Regions from separate parts of the Homo sapiens genome. Here all the other regions are linked to region 6. Evidence: chromatin contacts called from ENCODE Hi-C or POLR2A ChIA-PET data. All regions are on one chromosome and are shown on one strand. Each heading gives the region's core, a stretch centred on a gene start or an enhancer-like site at or near the end of the contact. The rest is flanking DNA. Distances are from core to core; before and after follow the strand shown. Region 1 holds the start of COMMD7 (COMM domain containing 7). Region 2 holds the start of C20orf203 (chromosome 20 open reading frame 203). Region 3 has its middle 18 kb from the start of HCK. Region 4 holds the start of HCK (HCK proto-oncogene, Src family tyrosine kinase). Region 5 overlaps DUSP15 (dual specificity phosphatase 15). Region 6 holds the start of ASXL1 (ASXL transcriptional regulator 1).

Evidence for each region. A loop is a pair of places that touch in the nucleus more often than their neighbours do. ChIA-PET counts read pairs that join two places held with the same protein, here RNA polymerase II (POLR2A). Pooled maps may share reads with other maps.
Region 1: a pooled map shows a loop between it and region 6 (6-fold over the local background). The contact joins the promoter of COMMD7 here to the promoter of ASXL1 in region 6. A Hi-C loop is called at or near these places in 1 of 37 single-sample maps with no recorded cell type and 13 of 50 pooled maps. POLR2A ChIA-PET finds 5 or more read pairs at or near these places in 3 of 52 experiments (MCF 10A, activated CD4-positive, alpha-beta memory T cell and activated CD8-positive, alpha-beta T cell).
Region 2: a map with no recorded cell type shows a loop between it and region 6 (8-fold over the local background). The contact joins the promoter of C20orf203 here to the promoter of ASXL1 in region 6. A Hi-C loop is called at or near these places in 10 of 37 single-sample maps with no recorded cell type and 5 of 50 pooled maps. POLR2A ChIA-PET finds 5 or more read pairs at or near these places in 2 of 52 experiments (HepG2 and Panc1).
Region 3: a loop to region 6 is called in a pooled map, with 2.3 times the contacts of the local background. The contact joins the enhancer-like site here to the promoter of ASXL1 in region 6. A Hi-C loop is called at or near these places in 2 of 50 pooled maps. POLR2A ChIA-PET finds 5 or more read pairs at or near these places in 2 of 52 experiments (H1 and activated B cell).
Region 4: a loop to region 6 is called in a pooled map, with 4 times the contacts of the local background. The contact joins the promoter of HCK here to the promoter of ASXL1 in region 6. A Hi-C loop is called at or near these places in 1 of 37 single-sample maps with no recorded cell type and 2 of 50 pooled maps. POLR2A ChIA-PET finds 5 or more read pairs at or near these places in 3 of 52 experiments (AG04449, GM12878 and activated B cell).
Region 5: a loop to region 6 is called in a pooled map, with 3 times the contacts of the local background. The contact joins the enhancer-like site here to the promoter of ASXL1 in region 6. A Hi-C loop is called at or near these places in 1 of 168 maps with a recorded cell type or tissue (CD4-positive, alpha-beta T cell) and 4 of 50 pooled maps. POLR2A ChIA-PET finds 5 or more read pairs at or near these places in 1 of 52 experiments (A673).

Annotation. Positions count from the first base shown.
Region 1 is chr20:32,740,765-32,744,791 of GRCh38, reverse strand. It overlaps COMMD7 (COMM domain containing 7), which reads left to right and starts at 1,325. Exons shown (of 9, transcript NM_053041.3): 1 at 1,325-1,484. The coding sequence starts at 1,401. RefSeq lists enhancers at 1-774, 1,662-2,489, 3,159-3,660 and silencers at 1,070-1,299, 1,480-1,549, 2,534-2,708.
Region 2 is chr20:32,671,816-32,675,465 of GRCh38, reverse strand. It overlaps C20orf203 (chromosome 20 open reading frame 203), which reads left to right and starts at 1,525. Exons shown (of 6, transcript NM_182584.4): 1 at 1,525-1,834. RefSeq lists enhancers at 758-827, 2,778-3,277.
Region 3 is chr20:32,032,573-32,036,457 of GRCh38, reverse strand. No RefSeq gene overlaps it. Among named protein-coding and RNA genes, the nearest start is that of HCK, 18 kb to the left of the region's middle. RefSeq lists an enhancer at 1,126-1,305. Within about 2 kb of position 2,522, at least 5 of the 41 ENCODE cell types and tissues checked have a DNase peak (open chromatin) inside an H3K27ac peak, as active enhancers do.
Region 4 is chr20:32,050,961-32,054,511 of GRCh38, reverse strand. HCK (HCK proto-oncogene, Src family tyrosine kinase) reads right to left here and starts at 2,270. Exons shown (of 13, transcript NM_002110.5): 1 at 2,026-2,270. The coding sequence starts at 2,087. RefSeq lists silencers at 598-797, 1,851-1,910.
Region 5 is chr20:31,859,625-31,863,222 of GRCh38, reverse strand. It overlaps DUSP15 (dual specificity phosphatase 15), which reads left to right. Exons shown (of 7, transcript NM_080611.5): 6 at 481-652; 7 at 1,548-2,146. The coding sequence ends at 1,820. Among named protein-coding and RNA genes, the nearest start is that of DUSP15, 9.1 kb to the left of the region's middle. RefSeq lists a silencer at 1,650-1,849. Within about 2 kb of position 1,915, at least 3 of the 41 ENCODE cell types and tissues checked have a DNase peak (open chromatin) inside an H3K27ac peak, as active enhancers do.
Region 6 is chr20:32,355,862-32,359,647 of GRCh38, reverse strand. It overlaps ASXL1 (ASXL transcriptional regulator 1), which reads right to left and starts at 1,317. Exons shown (of 13, transcript NM_015338.6): 1 at 816-1,317. The coding sequence starts at 872. RefSeq lists silencers at 618-777, 1,018-1,067.

The DNA.
Region 1 (4,027 bases), core at 76-2,575, 390 kb before region 6:
TGCAATGGCGCGATCTCGGCTTACCGCAACCTATGCCTCCCGGGTTCAGGGAATTCTCCTGCCTCAGCCTCCCGAGTAGCTGAGATTACAGACATGCACCACTACGCCCGGCTAATTTTGTATTTTTAGTAGAGACGGAGTTTCTCCATGTTGAGGCTGGTCTCAAACTCCTGACCTCAAGTGATCCGCCCGCCTCAGCCTCCCAAAGTGCTGGGATTACAGGAGTGAGCCACCGCGCCGGGCCGGGTAGAAGACATTTTGTTTATACTTTTACAGAAGGGATTTTCAGGAAAGGGTAGAGGAGAGGAGGAGGGCTGGTGAGGAAGGCCAGCCAAACCCCCCACATTTCCCTGCTCCAGGTTTCTCGGCATTACCTCTTTACCCTCAAGGCTGGACTTAGGGGCTAGGTGAAGCCCTTAGGCTTGGCGTTCAGTTCCTAGATTCTGGGTAGCATGTCTCTATTTTCTCATGTTTCCAGTGGGGATTAGGGTAATATTCACCTGGGAACTGTGAGGAGCCCCTGGGAAGAGAGGGCATGGGGGTTAGAGTGTTTGAGGGGCTGCAGTGATGATCACGGTCTCAGTAACCTCCCCTCACCCACCTCACCACCACCCTCCCTGCCCCGCACAGTCAAAGCCCTCGCACTATTTTGAGGAAACTTTGGTAAGTCAGTTTCTTCCACTCCAGAAGGTCTCAAAGTGTAGTCCCTGGGTGCTTATTGGAAATGCAAATTCTCAGGCTCCACCCTGGCCTTTCGAATCAGATCCTCTGGGGGCGGGGCCCGGCAATACCAGGTGATGCTGGGGTGATGCTGATGCCCTTCCAAGGTTGAGACCTAGTCTCTACTCTGATGTCAGCTCTCCGAGAGACACTCTGGCCTGCTTTGTTCCCTTCCCTGTCCCCAGTGTCTGGCATCGAGTAGGCTGCCATAAATATCTCTGGAGTGCATAGTAACAGTGATGATGATAATAGCAGCTAGCCATTGATTGAAGACCTCTTGTGTGCCGGTCTCTGCGTTAAACATTTCTGGAGGCTTAACTCATTTAAGGAGCTACCCCAGCCATCATTTTCTCAGATGGTGAAACTGAGGTTCAGAGAGGCCAAGCGCCGTACCCAAAGGTCACTCAGCGGGAGAGCTGGCAGGAAACCTCGCGTCTGCCGGTGCCGGCGCCGCCCCTGCCCCTCCCCGGAGCCCGGCGGCCGCGCGTGTCCGCGGCCCTGCGAGGGCTCCCCGGCTCCGGACAGCCCAGGGCGGCCGGGGGAGGAGTGCGCTGCGACGGCCGTGGCGAAAGTGCGGTTGTGGATGCGCGGAGAGGCCGGCAGCGGTGGCAGCGGCAGCGGAGGAGGAAGCTGAGCAGGGCGGCGGCGGCGGTGGAACCTGCGGGGCTGGGGCGCGCGCCATGGGCCGCCTGCACTGCACTGAGGACCCGGTGCCGGAGGCCGTGGGCGGCGACATGCAGCAGCTGAACCAGCTGGGCGCGCAGGTGGGCCCGGCGGCGGGGCGTGGGGCGCGGGGCCCAGGTGATTCCAGGATCCGGGCCTGGGGTGGGGGGGACGTCCGGGGGTGCGCGGGAGTTGGGAGAGACTAGACAGAGCGGCGTCTTGTGGGCGTTTGGGGTGTGTGAGGTGGGTTCGGGGCGAGGCTAAGGTGAGCTGGGGTCTGAGGAGAGTGTGGGGAGCCAAGGGATCTCCGGAGGCCTAAGGGCCACCTGAGGGGTCCGAAAGGCTTTGTGGGGTCTCAGAGATGGGACTACGGGACCTCTGCGGGGTCCTGGGGCCGAGGAGAGCTTTTGGGGTCCTAGAAGAGGGACGGAGGGGAGTCTAGATGAGGCTGAAGGAGTTTGGGGAACTGAAGGAACAGACTAAGGGCGTGGGGAGTTTTGGGGAGCAGTGGGGTCCAAAGGGAGATAGATGTTTGGCAGGGAGGCCGAGGAAGCCTGAGGGGAGTGGGAGGGCCCGAGAATCTGAGGGGGCCCGGGGAAGCTTGGCCTGGGCTGCCGTCTTACATCTCAGTGTGACATGAGTGTCAGTAATAGCCAGGCCCCACTGGGGCTCTGTGGGCCTGAGGGGCTCGATCTGGGACAAGGCTGATGACACCTTCCACCTCCACCCAGTTAAGGAGAGTCACTGGGATTCACATGGAAAGAAACCTTATACACTGTGTACAGTGGGGGTCTTCATCCTCGATGGTAGGGGAGCTAGCAAAGCCTTTTTCTCCCCCTTCAGGCTGCAGGTGCCAACCAAGGCAGTCTTGGAGGCATCCTGCTTCTGTGCTGGTTGGGATGCCTTTTCATACCACCAAGGCTGCTGAAATAGGTGAGAATGACACTTCTCACCCCCACTGGGAAGATACATCTATTTCCCCCGCTAGGTTGTCACTTCCCAGGAGGTAGCGCCCCTCTTCTTTCATCTCCATACCCCCCACAACTTCCCACACAGTAGTGCTGCTTGCGAGATAAAAACCAAACTTAGAACTTGTAACGACAGGAAGGTTCTAAGCTTGAGCTATGCAATAGAAAAATTTGCAAGCCACATTTCTAACTTTGCATTTTGTAGTAGCCACATTTAAAAATTAAATAGAAATGGAAATTAATTTTTTTTTTTTGAGACGTAGTCTCATTCTGTCACCCAGGCTGGAGTGCAGTGGCGCGATCTCGGGTCACTGCAACCTCCGCCTCCCAGGTTCAACCAGTTCTCTGTCTCAGTCTCCCGAGTAACTGGGACTACAGGCACACGCCACCATGCCCAGCTAATTTTTGTATTTTTAGTAGAGATGGGGTTTGACCATGTTGGCCAGGCTGGTCTTGAACACCTGACCTCAGGTGATCTGCCCACCTCAGCCTCCCAGAGTGTTGGGATTACAGGCGTGAGCCACTGTGCCCAGCCCTGAGTTTATCTTATGCAAGCATCCTAGAGTTTATTTACACAAACCTACTGCACCCTAGGATATATGGTATAGCGCATTGCTCCTAGGCTACAAACCTATACAGCATGTGACTGTACTGAATACCATAGGCAACTGGACTATAATGGTAAATATTTGTGTGTTTAGACAAATCTAAATAGAAAAGGTACAGTACAAATACAGTATAAAAGATAAAAAATAGGCCGGGCACGGTGGCTCACACCTACCCTAGGACTTTGGGAGGCCAAGGTGGGCGGATCACAAGGTCAGGAGATCGAGACCATCCTGGCCAACATGATGAAACCCTGTCTCTACTAAAAATACAAAAATTAGCTGGGTGTAGTGGCGGGCACTTGTAGTCCCGGCTACTCTGGAGGCTAAGGCAGGAGAATCGCCTGAACCTGAGAGGTGGAGGTTGCAGTAAGCTGCGATTGCACCACTGCATTCCAGCCTGGGCAATAGAGTGAGACTTCATCTCAAAAAAAAAAAAACAACTTTCTAGTTGGGTACGGTGGCACAGCTACCACAGTAGTCCCAGCTACTTGGGAGGCTGAGACAGGAGGATCACTTGAGCCCAGGATTTCAAGGCTGTAGTGCATGGTGATTCCACCTGTGAATAGCCATTGCACTCCAGCCTGGGCAGCATAGTGAGACCCCCATCCCTAAAAAAAAATTTTTTTTTTTCTGTTTTTGATAAGTTGACCTTAGCCTACTGTCAGTTTTTTTTTGTTTGTTTGTTTGTTTTAGACGGAGTCTTCCTCTGTCACCCAGGCTGGAGTGCAGTGGCGTGATCTTGGCTCACTGCAAACTTCACCTCCTGGGCTCAAGTGATTCTTTTGCCTCAGGCTCCCAAGTAGCTGGGACTACAGGCGTGCACCACCATGCCTGGCTAATTTTTGTATTTTTAGTAGAGACAGCGTTTCACCATGTTGGCCAGGCTGGTCACGAACTCCTGACCTCAAGTGATCTGCCTGCCTCAACCTCCCAAAGTGCTGGGATTACAGGCGTAAGCCATGCACCCTGCCAACTGTAACTTTTTACTTCATGAATGCTTACCTTTTTTTTTTTTTTTTGAGGCAGGGTCTCGCTCTGTCACCCATTGCTCACTGTAGCCTTGATCTC
Region 2 (3,650 bases), core at 276-2,775, 320 kb before region 6:
AGCATCCCTCTACATCCCAGGTGGGGTGGGCGCTCCACACACCAGTGTGATGGGAAAAGTGGAGGTGATGAGTGTCCTCACCTGGGCACAGCCTGGCCCTCATGAGATGGAACGTGCAGGGAGCCTTTTGGGGGAGGGTTCAGGAGGAGAACTGGGTGGTTTGCCCAGGAACTCAGAAGGAGTATTCCCTAGGCGGGTGGGTAGCGTGTGGAAGGACACCTGAGGCAGACAGAAGACACAGAGACCCAAGGGAGAAGGAAGAACGGCTGGGTTTAGAGACGTGGACGTAAGTGAAAGGGCAGAGCCAAGGATGCAGCAGGACAGGAGGGAGGGGGTTAATAACACACTTGAAGCCCACGGTCCAGGTTTGATTTCATTTAACTTAGTTTACTCTGGACCCCTGAGTCTCTCTCAAATTTGAATGGCCTTTTTTTCCTTTTGAAGGGGGATTCTTTAGGAGGAAGGGCAGAGAGGGCACCAAGCAAGTAGATACTGTCTCTAATAAAAGTTTTGGTCATGGCCAGGCGCAGTGGCTCACTCCTGTAATCCCAGAACTGGGAGGCCCGAGGCAGGAGGATTGCTTGAGCCCAGGAGTTCAAGACCAGCCTAGGCAAAATGGCAAGATCCCTATCTCTACAAAAAAAAAAATAATAATACAAAAATTAGCTAGGCATGGTGATGTGCACCTAGTCCCAGCTACCTAGGAAGCTGAGGTGGGAGGATTGCTTGAGTCTGGGAGGTCGACGCTGCAGTGAGCTGTGATTGCACCACTGCACTCCAGCCGTGGTGACAGAGTGAGACTCTGTCTAAAAAAAAAAAAAGGAAGTTTCGAGGGTGAGATGAAGTAAAAGACTGGAATGTTCTTGAGACATTGGGCTAGAGATTGTCATTTGTTTTTGCTACTTAAATCCAGGTGCTCTGGGCTAACCTGATTGGGCCCCTGATGCAAAAGCGCCTCCTGGTGGGTGGTTCTGAAAACACTGAATACTTTCCTCCCCCTGCCACCCAGTAACAATATTAATAATACAAATACAGCATTTTTTTTTCCCTGCAGAACAAAATTCCTAGAAGCTGAAGGGCTGAGTTGCTGAACATGAGCATTTTACTTTTAGGCAGATTACATCAAAGTCTCTTTCCAAAAAGTTGGCACCAATTGGCACCCCATTTTTGGTGCATTTAAATATTAAACACCAAGATGAGACTGGATGGATCCCTCTCCTGAAATGTCCTGTCCATAAATGAAAGAGCTGGGGCCAAGCTCACGGTGGCTCACGCCTGTAATCCCAGCACTTTGGGAGGCCAGGGTGGGAGGATTGCTTGAGCTCAGGAGTTCAAGACTAGCCTGGGAAATATAGGGAGACCCCTGTCTCTTAAACAAACTTAAAAAAAATGGCTGGATTAAACGACAACAACAGTTTCAGGGACCCAGTCTTTTCTGAACAGTGTCTCCCCCGCTCAGCTCTCACAGATCATTGAGGTGGGCGGGGTTAGACCCATTGACAGTTGGACCTGCAGGGCCAGGTCACATAGCCAGTGGGTCTGAGCTGACTTTTCTTCCCAAGCCTGTGTGATCCCCAAAACCCTTGGCTGCCCCCACTCTGCCCCCCGCCTCCCAGCCCTTCCAGCTGCAGCCTTTTCACTCATTCCACCACCACTCAGCTCTGAGTGGCTACGCTGGCGGGCTCTCTGCTTTGCGTCGGAGACATCACAGTGAGCAAAGGCAGATATGTTTTATGTGCCCTTGAAGAATCTCCCAGACAAACGTGTCATTGCAGTCGGAGCCAAATGGCCGGGGCAGGTGGCACAGATGAATGCCGGGCAGAGGAGCCTGCAGGTGGGTGGAATGCAGCCTGTCTGTGCTGAAAGTGTGGGGTGACCCTGGGGTTTTAAGCAGGGGATGGTGACCAAAAAAGCCAGCAGAAAGACCAGTGTGTGGTTTTGAAGCTGCTGCCCTAGACTCCCTGTGCCTCATGTGTCCCTTGGAGCTCCACCTGGGTCTCTGTGCCCACGGGGCTGCGGTGAGGCTCCCCGAATGTGGGGACCGTGTGGCCGTTGAGCCCATCTCCGGCAGCTATGGCTGAGGCGCCAGCCACTTCCGCCCTGTGCTCTCTCTGTGGTTGGCTACGGGGGCTGAGACACCTCCGGCCAGTCTTGAGGGGAGCAGGAGGAGGCTGCTGGACTGTCCCCCATGGCAGCCACAGGGCCTCTTCACTCCCTCCTGCCTCTGTGGCTCCAGGGGCCCAGCTCAGCCTCTTCCTGCCGTTTGTACCAGCCCTGGGGCTCCTCAGGAGGGCGGGCTTGTCGCTTGTTCCCCCAACCCTGCAACCCCTCCACTTCCTCTCCTCACCCGCCCCAGGGTGTGAGGTGGGACACAGAGAGATGCCCAGCCCTTACTACCAAGGAGTCTTGGGTCTTGAGGGGGCTTCTTTTATGGCCACTCATTTCAGCCCCTAGATCCTGCCAGTCCCATATTCTTCACTCCCTGAGGCCTTCTGGCTCTCAAAGCCCGAGTCTAGTGCCTTCCTACCAGCCATCTTCACCAGGCCCCTCTCCTATGCTGGGTCTGTTTAGATGCAGGGGCACAGGGAGTAGGAAAAGGTCTCTGCTGCCGGAGCCCACAGCCCTGTGGGAAGACAGCAGGGCCAGGTGGCAGTCAGGGAGAGAAGCACTTTTCTGGAACTGTGTGAAATGCTGTGAGCTTGGGGGAGGCAGGGGAGGGAGTGGGGAGGGTAGAGGAGGAAGAGTCCCAGAACAAAAAGGCCTGGTGTGGTGAGAAATTCAGGAGGGAATAAAAGGGAACAAGAGCAAGAAATAGAGACAGGCACACTGTGGTTCTTGGTTTTTCCCACAAAACTAAAGCTATTTAAATTGAAGAAGTATTTTTTTTTTTTTGGAGATATTGTCTTGCTCTGTCACCCAGACTGAAGTGTAATGATGCAATCATAGCTCATTGTAACCTTGACCTTCTAGGCTCAAGCAGTCCTCCTGCCTCAGCCTCTTGAGTAGCTAGGACTACAGGCATGCGCCACCACACCCAGCTAATACATATGTATGTATGTATGTATGTATAATATATATGTAATATATTTTATGTGTGTGTATTTATTTTATTTTATTTTATTTTTTTGAGACAGAGTCTTGCATTGTCACCTGGGCTGGTGTGCAGTGGTGGGATCTCGGCTCACTGCAACCTCCATCTCCTGGGTTCAAGCGATTCTCCTGCCTCAGCCTCCCAAGTAGCTAGGATTACAGCTAGCTACTGTAATAGCTACTGGGCGCCCACCACCATGCCCAGCTAATTTTTTGTATTATTAGTAGAGATGGGGTTTCACTGTGTTGGTCAGGCTGGTCTCGAACTCCTGACCTTGTGATCCGCCTGCCTTGGCCTCCCGGAGTGCTGGGATTACAGGCGTGAGCCACTGCCCCGGCTCCTCTTAAATTTTTAAGTGCACGCTACAGTATTGTTAACTATAACCACAATGTTGTGCAGAAGACCTCCGGACATTTTTATCTGTGTGACTGAAACTCTATACCCATTGAACAGCAACTCTCTGTTCCCCACTCCCCCTCAGCCCCTGGCAACCCAACCCCCATTCTACTATTTTTTTTTTTTTTTTTTTTTTTTGGAGACAGAGTTTCACTCTTGTTGC
Region 3 (3,885 bases), core at 1,273-3,772, 320 kb after region 6:
TTCTGAGTGGGGGTGGGGGTAGGCAGAGTTCTCTTTCTCTTCTTTCCTCTTTGAACCTACTCTCTCCTCTTCCTTCCTCTTACCCCAGCTCAGTCAGGTCTTACCATCTCTCATGTGGTCCTGGTTCCAGCCTCCTCCCCACTTCCCTGCTTCCAGACGCTCCTCTGTTTTCCTATTGATCCTCCTCTCCAGCAGCTTGATTCGCTTCAAGAAAATGCAGGTCCCCTGGCTTGTTCCCAGGTGGGGCACCTTTGTTCACGCCTGTAATCTCAGCACTTTGGGAGGCTCAGGCGGGTGGATCCCTTGAGCTCAGGAGTTCAAGACCATCCTGGGCAACATAAAGAGAGCACGTCTCTACAAAAAAAATTTAGAAATAGCCAGGCCTGGTGGCGCACACCTGTAATTCTGCTACTTTGAAGGCTGAGAATGGCTTGAGCCCAGGAGCTGGAGGCTGCAGTGAGCTTTGATTGTTCCACTGCACTCCAGCTGGGTGACAGAGTGAGAACCCGCCTCAAACAACGATAACAAAAACAACAATAACAACAACAAACATTAGATAGCCTCCCATTGCCTATGCTTCCTAGCCTGCCCTTCAAGGGCTTCTAATCTATCCACTTCTCTGGTTTCCTCTCCTGCAACTCCTACCCACCCACCTCGTCCCCCACCTCACACACTCCGTGTTCCTCCAGCTATCACAATGGTCACTAATTGAGCACTTTCTACATATACTTTTACGTGAAATATCTTAAGACTCATGACAATCTATGGGATCTACGAGGGTGAGGCTATTATCAACCCCACTTTACAGATGAGGAAACCAAGACCCAGGGACATTTTAGGGGCTTTCCCAAGGTCACCGAACAAGCAGATGGCAGAGCTCGGATTAAAAACCCTCCGACCCTCTGGCCAGGGAGCCTAAGTGCTGCACGAGTGCTAACCGGTTGCCAGTCCTAGAGCACGCCATGCTCCTTCAAGCTCCCCTGCCTTTGCTTGTGCTGGGTCCCCATCTGGAGGGCTCTCTCTTCTATTGTTCACCCACCAAAAACCTTGTCCTTCAAGCTCTCGCTCATGGCTCACCTCCCCTGTGAAACCTTTTCCAGCTTCCCCAGAAAGAGCTGGTGTCTCACTCTTTGACTTTACAATTGAGAACTTTGTGCTATGATTATCTGGGAACTGTTTTCCCCATCAGTGTGCCCCTCAGTGGGCAGACTGTGCTGTATCTCCCTCTAGTGTCTTGTGCAATGCCTGGCACAGAGCAAGTGCCCTCTAAATGCTTGGCGGCTGAATGACAGTGGCCCCAGGACTCCTGCTCCTGAGCACATAGTTGGGAAGGACTGCTGGGAGCTGCCAGTGGAAGTGGGGAGTGGGTAGGAAGTTTCAGGGCCCCACCTTGGGAGAGGCGTCCATCTACGGCAGCTGGAGACAATTTTACCACTCACGTTTGGGCCAAGACCGTCCCCAGGGGATCCAGCTGGTGGGGAAGTTCCATACTTGCACTACCCCTAGAAGTCCTTGGGAACCAGCTATCCCACCCCTAGGGGGTTTTCCCCTCTTGTGATGTCAGGAACTGAACCAACAAGGGAAGCAATTCCTGGCAGGGTCTCTGGATGCTACAGGAGGAAGTGTGGCCAGAGTCTCCAGACTCAGTGCCTGGGTTGCCCCAGACAGTGCCCTTTGGACCCCAGGAACTAAGGGGTTACATGGCTTTGGTAAGAGGGTAGTTCCGGAGCGGGTGGGGACTTCCTTGGGGTGTGAGGGAAATTACCCCATCCCTGGAGCTGTGGGGTAAGAACTGTCTGTCCCAGTGCCTCTCAGCAGCCCTGTCACTGTGCTGTGGCTAGGATTTTCGGCAGTTTTTGAGCTTTTCTTGGAAAGCCCCAAGGCCTTTAAGAGAGACTCCTATATCTTTGGCCCCTGTCCCTACCCAACCAACTGTTCCCTCTCCGGCTGCCTTGCTCAGGAACTTACTAAGGCTCCCTGTAGCCTCAGGTCGGAATGCCTCAGGCTACGGCCACTACATCCCAAAGTCTCAGAGACAGGACAGTAGAGAGGCTAGGGACATGGGCTCTGGGTTAGCCAGACATGAGTCCAAAGCCCAGCTCACTGTGTGACCTTGGGGTATTCACTTCACCTCTTGAACTCCAGTTCCTTCATCCAGAAAATGAAAATAAATAAAATCGACAACCTCAAAATTAAGGAATTTGCTCAATAGAACAAGTTTGCCCAATGGAAGCCATCACAAATCAGTTGTTCTCAGAGCGGTCCCTGGACCATCAGCATCACCTGGGTACTTGTTAGAAATGCAAATTATTGGCCAGGCACGATGGCTCATGCCTGTAATCCCAGCACTTTGGATGGCCGAGGAGGGCAGATACCTGAGGTCAGGAGTTTGAGACCAGCCTGGCCAACATGGTGAAACCCAATCTCTACTAAAAATACAAAAATTAGACAGGCATGGTGGCGCATGCCTGTAATCCCAGCTACTCAGCAGGCTGAGGCACAGAGGTTGCAGTGAGCTGAGATTGCGTCACTGCACACCAGCCTGGGTGACAGAGCAAGACTCTGTCCCCCCAAAAAAGAAAAAGCAAATTTTCAGGCCCTTCCCCTTCTCTTATGGAGAATCTCTAGGAGTGGGGCTCAGACATCTGTGTTTTAGCAAGCCTTCCAGGACATTCTGATGCCTGCTGAAGTTTGAGTACTGTCACAGATAAACTTGACAGAAGGCAAATATATTAGGTGAATATACCTGGAACATCAACATCCAAAAGGGATTAATATCTAAAATTTATAAACTACTCTTGCAAATCAATGAGAAAAAGACAGGAAGCCCAGTAGGAAATGAACAAAAGATATGAACAAGGAAGTCACAGAAAGGAAAGCTCAAATGGCTGACTAGTATAGAAGGAAGTTATAAATTTCAGGATTAACAGAGAAATGCAAATTAAAACAACTTGCCACCTTACACCCACACTGAATGCAAAGTTACAAAATCAGATGATGAAAAATCTGATGAAGATGTCGGGAAACAGCATCCTTCACTCACCGTTGGTGAAAGCCATTCTGGAAGAAGTTAATGAAATTCAAAACCTGCCCTGTGATCTAGTAATTCCACTCTTGGATTTAGAGCCCAAAGAAATGCTCACATAGGCCCATAAGTTTCATGTACAAAAATGTTCATCAATCACAGTGTTGTTTGTGGTAAGAGGGAGTTGGAAGCAACCTGGGTGTTCATCTCTGGGGAGATGGATAAAGAAAACAGCGGATGCTCAACTCGAAATATTTTGCAGCAGTTGGATGCAACAGTGAGATTTTTCAACAGCACATATGTAGGTATTTAAAACATTATAGGGTGGCTGGGCTTGGTGGTTCATGCCTTTAATCCCAGCACTTTGGGAGGGCGAGGCAGGAGGATCACTTAAGCCCAGGAGTTCTTGCAGTGAGCTGTCACTGCACCATTGCAGTCCAGCCTGGGTGACAGAGCAAAAACCTGTCTCTAAAAATTTTCTTAGTTTTCTTTTTAAATAGAAAAACATTACAGAGTGAGAGAAGGAATAGAGTGAAATTCTTATGTAATATCATTTATACAAACACACACACAAAGCACTGTGTAGTTTAGGTCCAGGGACATATATCAGCACATAGGGTTAGGCGCTCATAGTAAAGAGGGAAAAGGAGTGTGGGGAACATGTGGATCAGGAGAGGGTAAAATAAAACATCAGAAGGGCCCTACATGGACCAGTGATGATGGGATGATCATTTACCACAAACCAAGTATGAATTATGGAACTCTTTGGACCTGGAGTCCTAATAACATTTTTTTGAAAATTGCTAACAGTGCCTATTTTATGGTGTGTACAATGTGTCTGGCCATGGAAGCCTTTGCAA
Region 4 (3,551 bases), core at 1,021-3,520, 310 kb after region 6:
TTTTTTTTTTTTTTTTTTTTTTTTTTTTTTTTTTTTAGGTGGAGTTTCGCTTTTGTTGTCCAGGCTGGAGTGCAATGGCGCGATCTCGGCTCACTGCGACTTCTGCTTCCCCGGGTTCAAGCGATTCTCCTGCCTCAGCCTCCCGAGTAGCTGGGATTACAGGCATGAACCACTGCATAGATAGCATTTTTAAAGCACACAAAACAATCCTACGTGTTGTTTATGCGTACATTTATATGCAATCCATTTTCAGAGGCACATCCTGGAAGGACTGTAACTCATGACAGCGGTTGCCCCTGGGGAGGGAGAGAAACAGGACTGAGAGTGATACAAGGTGGGGAGACTTCAATTTTTTCTGTTACTTTTAGTAAATTAATTTTTTAAAATCTCAAAACAAACACAACAAAATGCTATTATTTGTTAATTCTGGATGGTGGATTCTCGGGACATCTAATATATTATTATCTTCACTTTTCTGTATTTTAACCTGTCACCCCCTCCCCTAAAAAAAAAAGGACCATAAAGAGAAAACCATGGGATAAGGCAACTGATAGGCATTGAGGCCTTTCTCTGTGCCAGGCATAGGCTACCCCAGTGGTTCTCAAAGTGTCCTCCTTGGATCAGCAGCAGCAGCATCACCGGGGATGGAAGTTCTCATTGTCCTGCACAGAGCTACTGAATCAGAAACTCTAGGATTCGGCCCAGCAATCTGTTTTCACAAGCAGTCCAGGTGATGCTGATGTAGGCTAAAGTCTGAGAACACGGGGCCATATGTCTAGCTAGGGCAATGTTAACATACATTAAGCCTGTGTACTGTCAGACAGCATTCTCAAAGCTTTCCTTCAGTAACTTTTTTTTTTTTTTTTTTTTTTTTGAGACAGAGTCTCTCTCTGTCGCCCAGGCTGGAGTGCAGTGGCGCGATCTCGGCTCACCGCAACCTCCACCTCCCAGGTTCAAGTGATTCTCGTGCCTCAGCCTCCCGAGTAGCTGGGATTAAAGGTGTGTGCTACTACGCCCGGCTAATTTTTGTACTTTTAGTAGAGACGGGGTTTCACCATGTTGGCCAGGCTGGTCTCAAACTCTAGACCTCAAGAGATCCACCTGCCTCGGCCTCCCAAAAAGCTGAGATTACAGGCGTGTGCCACCCTGCCCGGCCCCTTCAGTACCCAATTAATCCTCTAAACAACCCTGTGAAGGAGGTACTATTACTCTCCCCATCCTGCAGTTGTGAAAACAGAGGCAAAGAAAGGCCAAATCCTCTACCCCAGCCCCAACAGGCAGTTTGCCCCTAGAAGCCCCCTCCGCTACCCACTAGCCTGTCTCTCACACGCACCACCTCTCGCATACTCCAATTTCCTGCATCCTTGCAAGAAAGACTTCATAGCCCCGTTTTACAGATGAGGAAACGAATTCGGAGGCGGAGAATTCGTCCAAGGAGGAAAGAGACAGGGCATGCATGCAGTGTGGTCTGGGGCCAGGAGGTTTGGGGGTTTGACCTAGACCTGTTGTGGGAGGAGGGGCAGAGAGCCGACCAGCTGCAGCCGGCCTGGGTGTGGCTCGCACGTCACGCCTCCGCCCAACTACCCCCTTCCCCAAGCTGGCTGCCAACCCGGCGTGACCCGGCCCCCACCGGGAACCGTAAGGGCCTTCCCCTTCCCGGGTTCTGTGAAGCCCCATCCCTTCCTTCTTTTTCTTTTTTAAATTAAAAAAAAAATCCCCGCCCCCCCCCAAGAAGGGGAACCTGGACGGCCCAGAGAAGTGGTGGATAAAGTCACTGCACGGGCCCGAGCGTCCCCTTCCCCGGGAATCCAGCAGTCCGCAACAGTGCCGCCCCTCCCTAGGGCACCCTCCACTCGCTGTCGACCCCTCATCCCCCGGGCTACCCGCGGCTCCCCCGACGTTCCGTCTCCCCTCGCTGCCCCCAGCCGCACCCGTAGCCAGCCCTCCCCAGGCTCCTGGGCTCCCTCCGCCTCCTGGGACCCCTCGCGGGCCGGGTATTCCCGGTCCCCTGTGCGCGGCACTCACCTGGGCGCCCGCTCCTCGTCTCGCGGGCAGCCCGGATCCTCGCAGCTTGAGCGCCCCCCCAGCTCGGCAGCCCCTGAGGTTCCGGGGTGCCAGTGCCGGGAAACTGACTTTCTAGAACTAGAGGCGGGGGCGACGCTCTGAGGGGCTTTGGTGCCGCGGGCGTTTCTCGTCCTGCACTGTCTGAGTCCCTTCCCACTCGCCTCTAAGCCTCTGATGTGCTCCCGAGCTGGGACCAGGGACGTGGTGGCGCCCGCAGGCCATCTGGGCGCCTTAGCCGCGCCCTGAGCGAGGCTAACTCCGCCCCAAGTGTCCTAACACCTCCCCGAAGATTCAGACGCCACCCCAGGATCCTAACCGGCTCCCCGAGGGTCATAACCTCCGTCTCCTGCAAGAAGGATCCCAAACCCTCCACGAAGAGAAAAAAAATATTAGCACCATCCATAGGAGGCTTCTAACGCGTCCACCAAGGATGCGAACCCCCATCCCTTCCGCTCCACTTTCCCTAACACCTCCCCATCCCACCGCCCAGCGTCCTACCCCAGTCTCCAAAGGATCCCAAATCCCACTCCTAGGGATTCGAACCCGCCCGTCTAAGAACCCCAGCACCCGCTCCAAGGCTCCCAAGATACTAACCCCGCCCCGCCAAAGGATTTTTAATCCCACCTCTGAAGGATTTTTAAACTCAACTTGCCCCCAAAGATTCTAATCTGCCCAGTGGAAGGATCCGAACTCTCACTTCAGTGGATTCTAACCCTGCCCTAAGATTTAGAACACAAACCCCAGGGTTCCAATACCGCTCCTGCTCCTGCGCGATCTAACCTCCCGCCGCCTAAGAGTTTTAATACCCAGGGGTCTATACCGCCGGTCCAAAGATTCCAACCCTGCCCTTCAGAGATCCTAACCCCACCTATCAAGGGATTCCTGCCACAGTCTTCAAAGATTCCAACCCACCCTGGAAAGGCCTTACCCTACCCCGGAAGCATCGTGATCTCTTTTCCCCACCACTCCGACCCCTCCCTTCTGGCCCGGCCCTCCCCAACTCCGCGGCCCGAGACTTCCAGGCAGGTCTGTGGTCAGCGGTTTCTCTTCCGCAGGCCTGCTCCATTCAGACACCATGCAAAGTTCCTCTCTCGAAGGAACCACCATGGCCATGCAAAGTTCCCTGCCCGAAGGAACCACCCTGGCTTCCTGGCAGCTCAGAGGACTCCCAAGCTGGGGGAGGTGGTCGGGGGAGGGGAGGAGTCGGGCTGGAGGGTGACTGAGGCCCCAAGTGGATGGGATTGTGCCCAGCTCCAGGCAAGGGCAGAACACACCCTCTCCTGGAAAAGACAGGGGCTATCACCCTAAATGCTGTGTAACACACCTCCAAAATCTCCAAAACTACAAGAATTCTACCGCGTCTCTCTATTCCCGTTGCTACCAGCTGATCAGGACCACAGTCATTTCTTCATTCATTCATTCATAATTCATTCAGCAAAGCTGTCCTGGGGGCTGGGGAATGCAGGGGTTCTTAAATTTGGCACTAT
Region 5 (3,598 bases), core at 666-3,165, 500 kb after region 6:
TATTCCTTGGGAACCCCTTCCCTAACCCCACCCCACCTATAGATTAATACCTCTTCCTATGTGGATCTCCTAGCCCCCAGACTCATCCTCAAAGCTATTATCACCACCTGGAATTGATTATCTGATCAACGTCTGTCCCCCCCCCCCAGCCATACTGTAAGCTCCAGGACAGCAAAGACCATGCCTGTTTTATACCCGCTACATCCCCAGTGCCTGAAAAAGAACAGATGCTCAGGACATATTTATTGACTGAATGAATGGTGTTTCACTCAGGCTTTTGATGTGGGAGAACCCAGGGGATGCTCTAGACAGAGGGAACAGCATGGCAAAGGCCTGGAGGTGGGATGGCAAGTCCTGACAGGTCCCTTATGGTTGGAGCTCAGGAGGCAAGGGTGGGGGAGTTGAAGCAGGGTGGGGTGCCTGGGGGCATGGAGGACATTGGATCTTACTTGAAGCCTGAGGGGTTGTTGGGGATCCCAGCTTTGCAGGCATCTCTCGCAGCACCACGATTGTGACAGCGTATGTGATGACTGTGACGGGGCTAGGCTGGCGGGACGTGCTTGAAGCCATCAAGGCCACCAGGCCCATCGCCAACCCCAACCCAGGCTTTAGGCAGCAGCTTGAAGAGTTTGGCTGGGCCAGTTCCCAGAAGGTAGGGATGGGGTCAAGGGCTGGGTTGGGCCAGGGGTGGGAGATCCTTCTTCCCACTCGAACTGATCACTGATTGGAACATTTTTAGCCTGTGCCTCAGACCCGGATTTTTCTAGGGTCTCAAACTCATGGCCTTTGAGCTAATCCACCTCCTAGGTGTATTTTGTTAGACAGCCAGGTGTTTTCTTTTTCAATTTAGAATTTGAATGCCTTTAGATCAGTGCGGGCCCTTCCATTTGACCAGGTCTTCCAGCCCTCCCCACTGCCTGCCCTACCTGGCTGGAACCTGAAGGATTTGAGTGTTTGACCCCATCGGGGAGAATTGTCCATGTCCTACTCCATCCCTGTGTCCTTGATGAGACCACAGCAGTTTCCCTCTTATACCTCTCGGGCAGATGCTACGTAGAAATGTCAGGAACTAAGCCTCCCTGGGAACAAAGGATGAGAGGGGGAGGGCTCTCAGCAGGTTGAGGGCGGTACCCAGAGGCTCATCTGCAGCACGGCGTTGGGAAAGAGTCGGGCAAGGAAGAAATCTGTGGGAATGGGGTTGTGAGCACAGAGGTGCAAAGTGGGAGGAGTTACCCAGAAGTGCAAAGCGGGAGGAGTGATCCCCGCTGGGCGCCTGGGGGTCACTTTAGCAGGTCTGGAAGCTGGCGTGTCAAAGGGGGAAGAGGGGTCAGGGAGAGGGAGGGGCCTCCTAGAAGGGAAGAGGGACTCAGTGAGGGGATGGAAACCCCGGAGAAGGGAGGCAAAGAAGACGCTCAGGAAGGGAGGGGCTCAGCGAGGTGTGGGACGCTCGGAGAAGGGCGAAGGTCGGGAGGGTGGGGGCGGGGCCGGCTGCCTTGACCCCGCCCCGCGCCGGCCTTGACCCCGCCCACCTCACCCGCCCACCCCAGCTTCGCCGGCAGCTGGAGGAGCGCTTCGGCGAGAGCCCCTTCCGCGACGAGGAGGAGTTGCGCGCGCTGCTGCCGCTGTGCAAGCGCTGCCGGCAGGGCTCCGCGACCTCGGCCTCCTCCGCCGGGCCGCACTCAGCAGCCTCCGAGGGAACCGTGCAGCGCCTGGTGCCGCGCACGCCCCGGGAAGCCCACCGGCCGCTGCCGCTGCTGGCGCGCGTCAAGCAGACTTTCTCTTGCCTCCCCCGGTGTCTGTCCCGCAAGGGCGGCAAGTGAGGATGCAGTCCAGCCGTGGCTCCCCACTTCCGACTGGCTCCCTTCGGGGGCTGTCTGCGCCTTCCACGCCCCCCAGGACGGGCCCAGAGGCTGGGGGAGCCCCGCGGCGGCCTGAACCCTGCCTCCCGCGCCCGCCCTGCTCGTCCGCGTCTGCAGTCAGCGTCCCCAACCTGTGCGTCTCTGTGTCCGGGCCGGCCTGCTGCAGCCACCTGGTGCCTTAGTCCTTGGGCTGGGGGAGGGGGCCCACCCTTAAAGGCGGCGGGAGGGGAGGGAGGGAGAGTGGAGGGTTTGACGGGCCTGGAGGGTATTAAAGAGACACAGAAGAAGCTGCCTGTCCGAGTGCCTCCCAGTCATTCAACAAAGGCGGGGCAGCAGGATTCTGCCAGGAGCCAGCAGGACTGCCAGGGGCCAGCAGCCTGCAGAAAAGGGGATGCGAGGGAGCCTGCATCCCCTGGGGGCCTGAGGAGCCCACCACCCTCCCGCAACTGCAGTCTGCGGAGTTGCCTCCTGGGACCCCACCTCCTTCTCTAACATCTCCCCTCCCCCAAAGCCACGGTGTCCCGCCTGACAAGGCCCAAGTCCCTCCTTCTCTCGGAACCCCCTTCCACCTTTTGAACCCCTCTCCTCCACCATGAGGGGCCCCTCCCCTCCCCGACTCCCTTCCCTTCCCTGTGCACAAATAGTAGCTAGGAAGGTGAGGTAGCGCCTCCCTCATCCTGACCTTTTACTGCATGAGTTCACTTAATCCTCAGGGAGGAAACAGAGGCTCAGAGAGATCAGGCAGCTTGCCGGAGCACACACAGCCAGAGCAGGGAAAGCTGGACGCTAGCTTAGTCAGTCTGAGTCCCATGACGGTAGGTAGTTAGGAAGCAGCTCCTCTGGTTTGGGAGGTTCCTGACAAGGAGGCTCCACCCCCAGCTAGTGGGAATGACCCTTCCTGCCAAGACTTTAAAGGCCAGGGCTGCCCATCAAAGCGGTAGCTGGCTCTGAGGATGAGTAGAAGTCACTGCAGCTGATACTTCCAAAACTAAAGTTAACCCAAAGTTGAGAGGGATCGAAAATAGCTATAACCCAATAAGCCACTCGTATGGGGTTCTTAATATGCACAAATCACTGTGCTCAGGGCTGTCGGGGAGGCACCGATTCCAGCACTGGAGTTGGAGGATGGACAAAATAACCTTCAGCTGCCACCCCAACTTCCTACTCCTCATTCATTCAACAAATGTCCATTGAGTACCTACTGTGTGCCAGCCATTGTGCTCGGCCCTGGGTATACAGCAATGAGCAAAACCTCTGCCTTCATGTTGCTGACATTCTGGTCGGGAAGACAGCAAATAAAAAATATGTCAGGTGGTGAGGGAGTGGACCGTTTGGTTATCTGGGGGAAGCATTCCAGGCAGACAGAACATTAAGGCCATGAGTTAGTAACCTCCTTGCCAGTAACCTCCAAAAACAGAAGGAGCTGCTTCCTAACTACCTACCATCATGAGTTAGGGTCTTTCCCTTCACAGTTCATGTGAAGAGCAAAGTGGCTGGACTCACCAGAGTGCAGGGAGCCCGCAGTCCTCCAGGCTGGTTAATGGTGCTGCCAGACGCCCCATTTAAAACACCTTCTACCTCTGATGGTGTCTTCCCCTATTTAAAAGCCTCCATGGAGGCGGAGGCTGTAGTGAGCCAAGATTGCGCTACTGCACTCCAGCCTGGGTGACAGAGCGAGACCCTGTTTGAAAAAAGAAAAATAAAAAAAGCCTCCATGGCCCCCATCATCTATAGGACTG
Region 6 (3,786 bases), core at 68-2,567:
CATACATTCTTTGCAAAGTGGATTCAGTTCTCCTCAAAATACCAATTTCCAGTCCAGCTTCTGAAGGCAAACAGCCCAGTCTGCGTTTCTCAAAGTGGGGTCCGTGAGCCACTGCGTTTGAATCACCTGGGAAGCTGGTGAAAGCGCAGATTCCCAGGCTCTATCCCAGACCCTGAGGCTCAGCAGGTCTTACGAAGGGCCCTAGGAGTAGCGTTCCTAACCGCCTCCCAGGTGTCGCCCACAGGACACTAAAGTTAGAGAACCGCTGCTCAGGGTTCAAGCTGGGAGTAAGCACTTGCTTCCCTCCACGCACCTGGTTTAGATTGGGAAAGCTCAACATGCCATTGGCGTCCTTGAATGTGGGGTCGCTTTTCCACCCCCGGAGTCAAAGGCACCACCCCATTACCCACCAGGAAGCGAGGGAGGAGCTTCCGACCCTTCCCGGAAACCCAACTCCCCCGGGTGAATGAACGAAGCTGCCCCAGACCCCCAGACGCTGCCAAATAGTGGGGGAGGGGACGCGGGACCCCGCTGCCCAGAGTGGGAGGAGCCGGCCTGCCAGCTCGCCCCTCCGCCGGAATTTAGCTGCGCGGGGCGGGGGGGGCGCGAGGGCGAGCGGAAAAAGGCGCCACATCCCATCCCGGCGGAGCGCTCCCCACCCCTCGCCTTGCGGGGCTGTCCCGTTCTTAAAGGAAGATGGCCCCGCCCCCTCCCGCGGTGGGCAGGGCCTTGCCCCTCCCCCCCCAGTGGGGGGGTGCGCGGCGAGCCCCCCCCACCCCGGGCCCCACGGAGCCCCCCTCGGCTGTCCGCCTCACCAGGCGCGCGGCCTCGGCCCACGTGCGCTCCTTCTTCTTCTTCTGTTTGTCCTTCATCCTTCTCCCCGGCGGCGGCGGCAGCTCCACGCGGGACCTCCGGGCTGGGCGGGCTGGGGCGGTGGCGCGGGGCTGGGGCGGCGGCGGCGGTGGGGGGGGCGCGTGGCAGCGGCGGCGCGCGAGGTCTCGGGTGCGGCCGGGGAGAAGGGGCGGGCACGCGGGGACCGGCTGGCGCGAGAGCGGCGGTGGGGGAGGGGCGGCGGCGGCTCCACGCGCCCGCGCTGCGTCAGTCGCCCACGGCGGCAGCGGCGGCTGCCCCGCGATCGCTAAGGAATGCGGCGGCTCCGCATAACCACGGGGTCAGAGGTCACGGCTCCGGCCTCCGCTTTCCCGCTCTGCTGAGGGACTGAGACAGGACCGACGGCGGGGCGGGAGGGCGAGACGCGGCTTTCCCTTCGGCGCCCGGGTGCGTGCGTGTCTGCCGTGGGTGTGTGTGAGTGTGTGTGAAGAGTGAGGAGGGGGAGTGTGGGGTTTTTTTTTTTTGAACAAAAACAAACCGAAAGGGCGCCTGGGAGTCGTAGTCCCAACGGCCTCTCTGGCCTCCCCCGCTCCGGAAGAATATGGCCGCGTGAAGCGCGTGGACCACACTTCCCGGCGTGCCCGGCGGCCCCCTTCCGCTCTCCCTCTCGCGTCCTCCGCCTAGCACCGACCTCAGCTAGGAACGGGGACGGGTCGCTGTTCGGGGAAGGGGCTGGGTGGAGTCTCGCGAGGTGCGAGAACTGGCTGGGGGCCTGCGGGATTCTGGGAGGCGATGCTGGGAAGGGGCGGTGGCTGGGCTCCCCCGGCCACCCTTAACCCCTTCGGTGCTTTTTGCTTCAGGACCTCCTGGCGGGTGCGGGTGGGGAGTGAGGATGGGGAGCTCGACTCGCAGTTCCCACTTCGTGCTTCTCCTCGCCTAAACGGTTCTTACCTACACTTCTCGTAGGGGACGAGAGGCAGGACTTTCCCTTTTGGTCACCTCTAAATGACTCACTGCCACATAATAATGAGACAAAAAGACCCTCATACCAGTAAAACGGTTATTCCACGGCTGATGGACTTAGACGGTTCTTCATTTCTTCCTGTGCTTTCAGGCCGCTGTGTATTTGCAGAGCCTGCACCAGCAGCCTAGAGCGTTCTTAGGAACTTGGTGATATGTTGACGGGTCGTGTAAAGAACTTGGACTCTGGGGCCATACTGACCAGAATGCACCTGAGGGCGTTTTTAGAGGCAGTACCCTGGAGAGAATTCAGGCCCTGGAGTCCAGCGGACCTAGACTGGAATCTTGGCTGAGTCACTCCCTGGCTGTCCACTCAACCTCTCTGAGCCTCAGTTTTCTGATCTGCATTTGTCTTGTATTTCATGGCATTATTGGAATTAAAATTAACATACAATTCTTGACAGATTGGAAGAGGATGTGAAGGGAGATCTTGACATTATCAGGTCCGTATGATATGGCGCCTGGCATAGAGCAAATGTTTAATAAATGGTAGCTGTTATTACCAGCTGAGAAACAATAGGCAATATACTTAGCCTCTCTGAGCCTTAGTTTTAGAACCTGAAATGAAATTCAGAGCGCCCAGCACATAGGTTTTCTGTAACTATAGGTTCAGTCGTTGTCCAGAAACATTTCTAGAGTCCGTCCGGAGTTGGATTGATGCCAGCTCTTAAAAACTATGAAGGCAGGATCAGTGGCCACATTTAAACGGTTTCCCTGGGTGAGGAAACACACTCTCCACTCCCTAATGTTAACACGTAGCGAGAGCCAGTATTGATAGGAGACCATTATGGTGTAGCCCAAACTCTAACGCCAAGGGGTTCAGTGTTTTCTGCTTCTAATACTGGTCACAGAAAACTTGTGAGTCCGGTAAGCAAAATCCTACAAAGGGAAAAGACTGCAAGTTAGAATAAGACACCTCTTAAAAATCTCTCTAGCTTTACCCTGAGAGAAAGGAGGAACTACTGTCCCTCAAAAAACTGTTTGCCTTGATTTTTTACAAAGGATTTTTAACTTCTTTTTTTTCAATCTACGGCTGATACAGTACTCTTTGGCAAGTCATTTGGCTTCTTTCCGATGTCTTCTGAAGTAGCTTTACTGCCCTCTGACCTACAGGGAATAACTGAAATTTACATGTTTAATACAGGTACTGTGGTAGACAGAATAATGTCTTCCCCGCTTGCCCAAAACTGTCCAAGTCCTAGTCCCTGGAACCTGTGAATATGTTGCTTTTTTATTTATTTATTTATTTATTTTTTGAGACAGAGTCTCGCTGTGTTACCCAGGCTGGAGTGCAGTGGCGTGATCTTGGCTAACTGCAACCTCCGCCTCCTGGGTTCATGCGATCCTCCTGCCTCAGCCTCCCAAGTAGCTGAGATTACAGGCATGCGCTACCATGCCCAGCTAATTTTTGTATCTTTAGTAGTGACTGGGTTTCTCCATGTTGGCCAGGCTGGTCTTGAACTCCTGACCTCAGGTGATCCACCCATCTCGGCCTCCCAAAGTGCTGGGATTACCAGCCAGCATTCTTTGGCAAAAGATATTTTGCCAATGGAAATAAAGCCCTTAAAATTAGATGATTCCGTATTATATGGGTGAGCCCAGTGTAATCACATGAACCCTTAAAAGCACAAAAGGGAGGCAAAAGAGATGTTTTGGAGAGATGAGGCAGAGGAATTAAATTCAAAGTATGAGAGGAATTCAACCCACTGTTACTGGCTTTGAAAGTGGCCACAAGCCAGGGAATCCAGGCAGCCTCCAAAAGCTCAGAGGAAGTCCTGCCAAGAGCCAGCAAGGAAATGGGGACTTCAGTCCTACAACCTCACAGAGCTGAATTCTGACAAGCTGAATGAACTTGGGAACAGATTATACCCCCTCCCCAACTCTCTAGAAAGGAATATAGACACCTTGATTTCAGCCTCGTGAGACTGGAAGCAG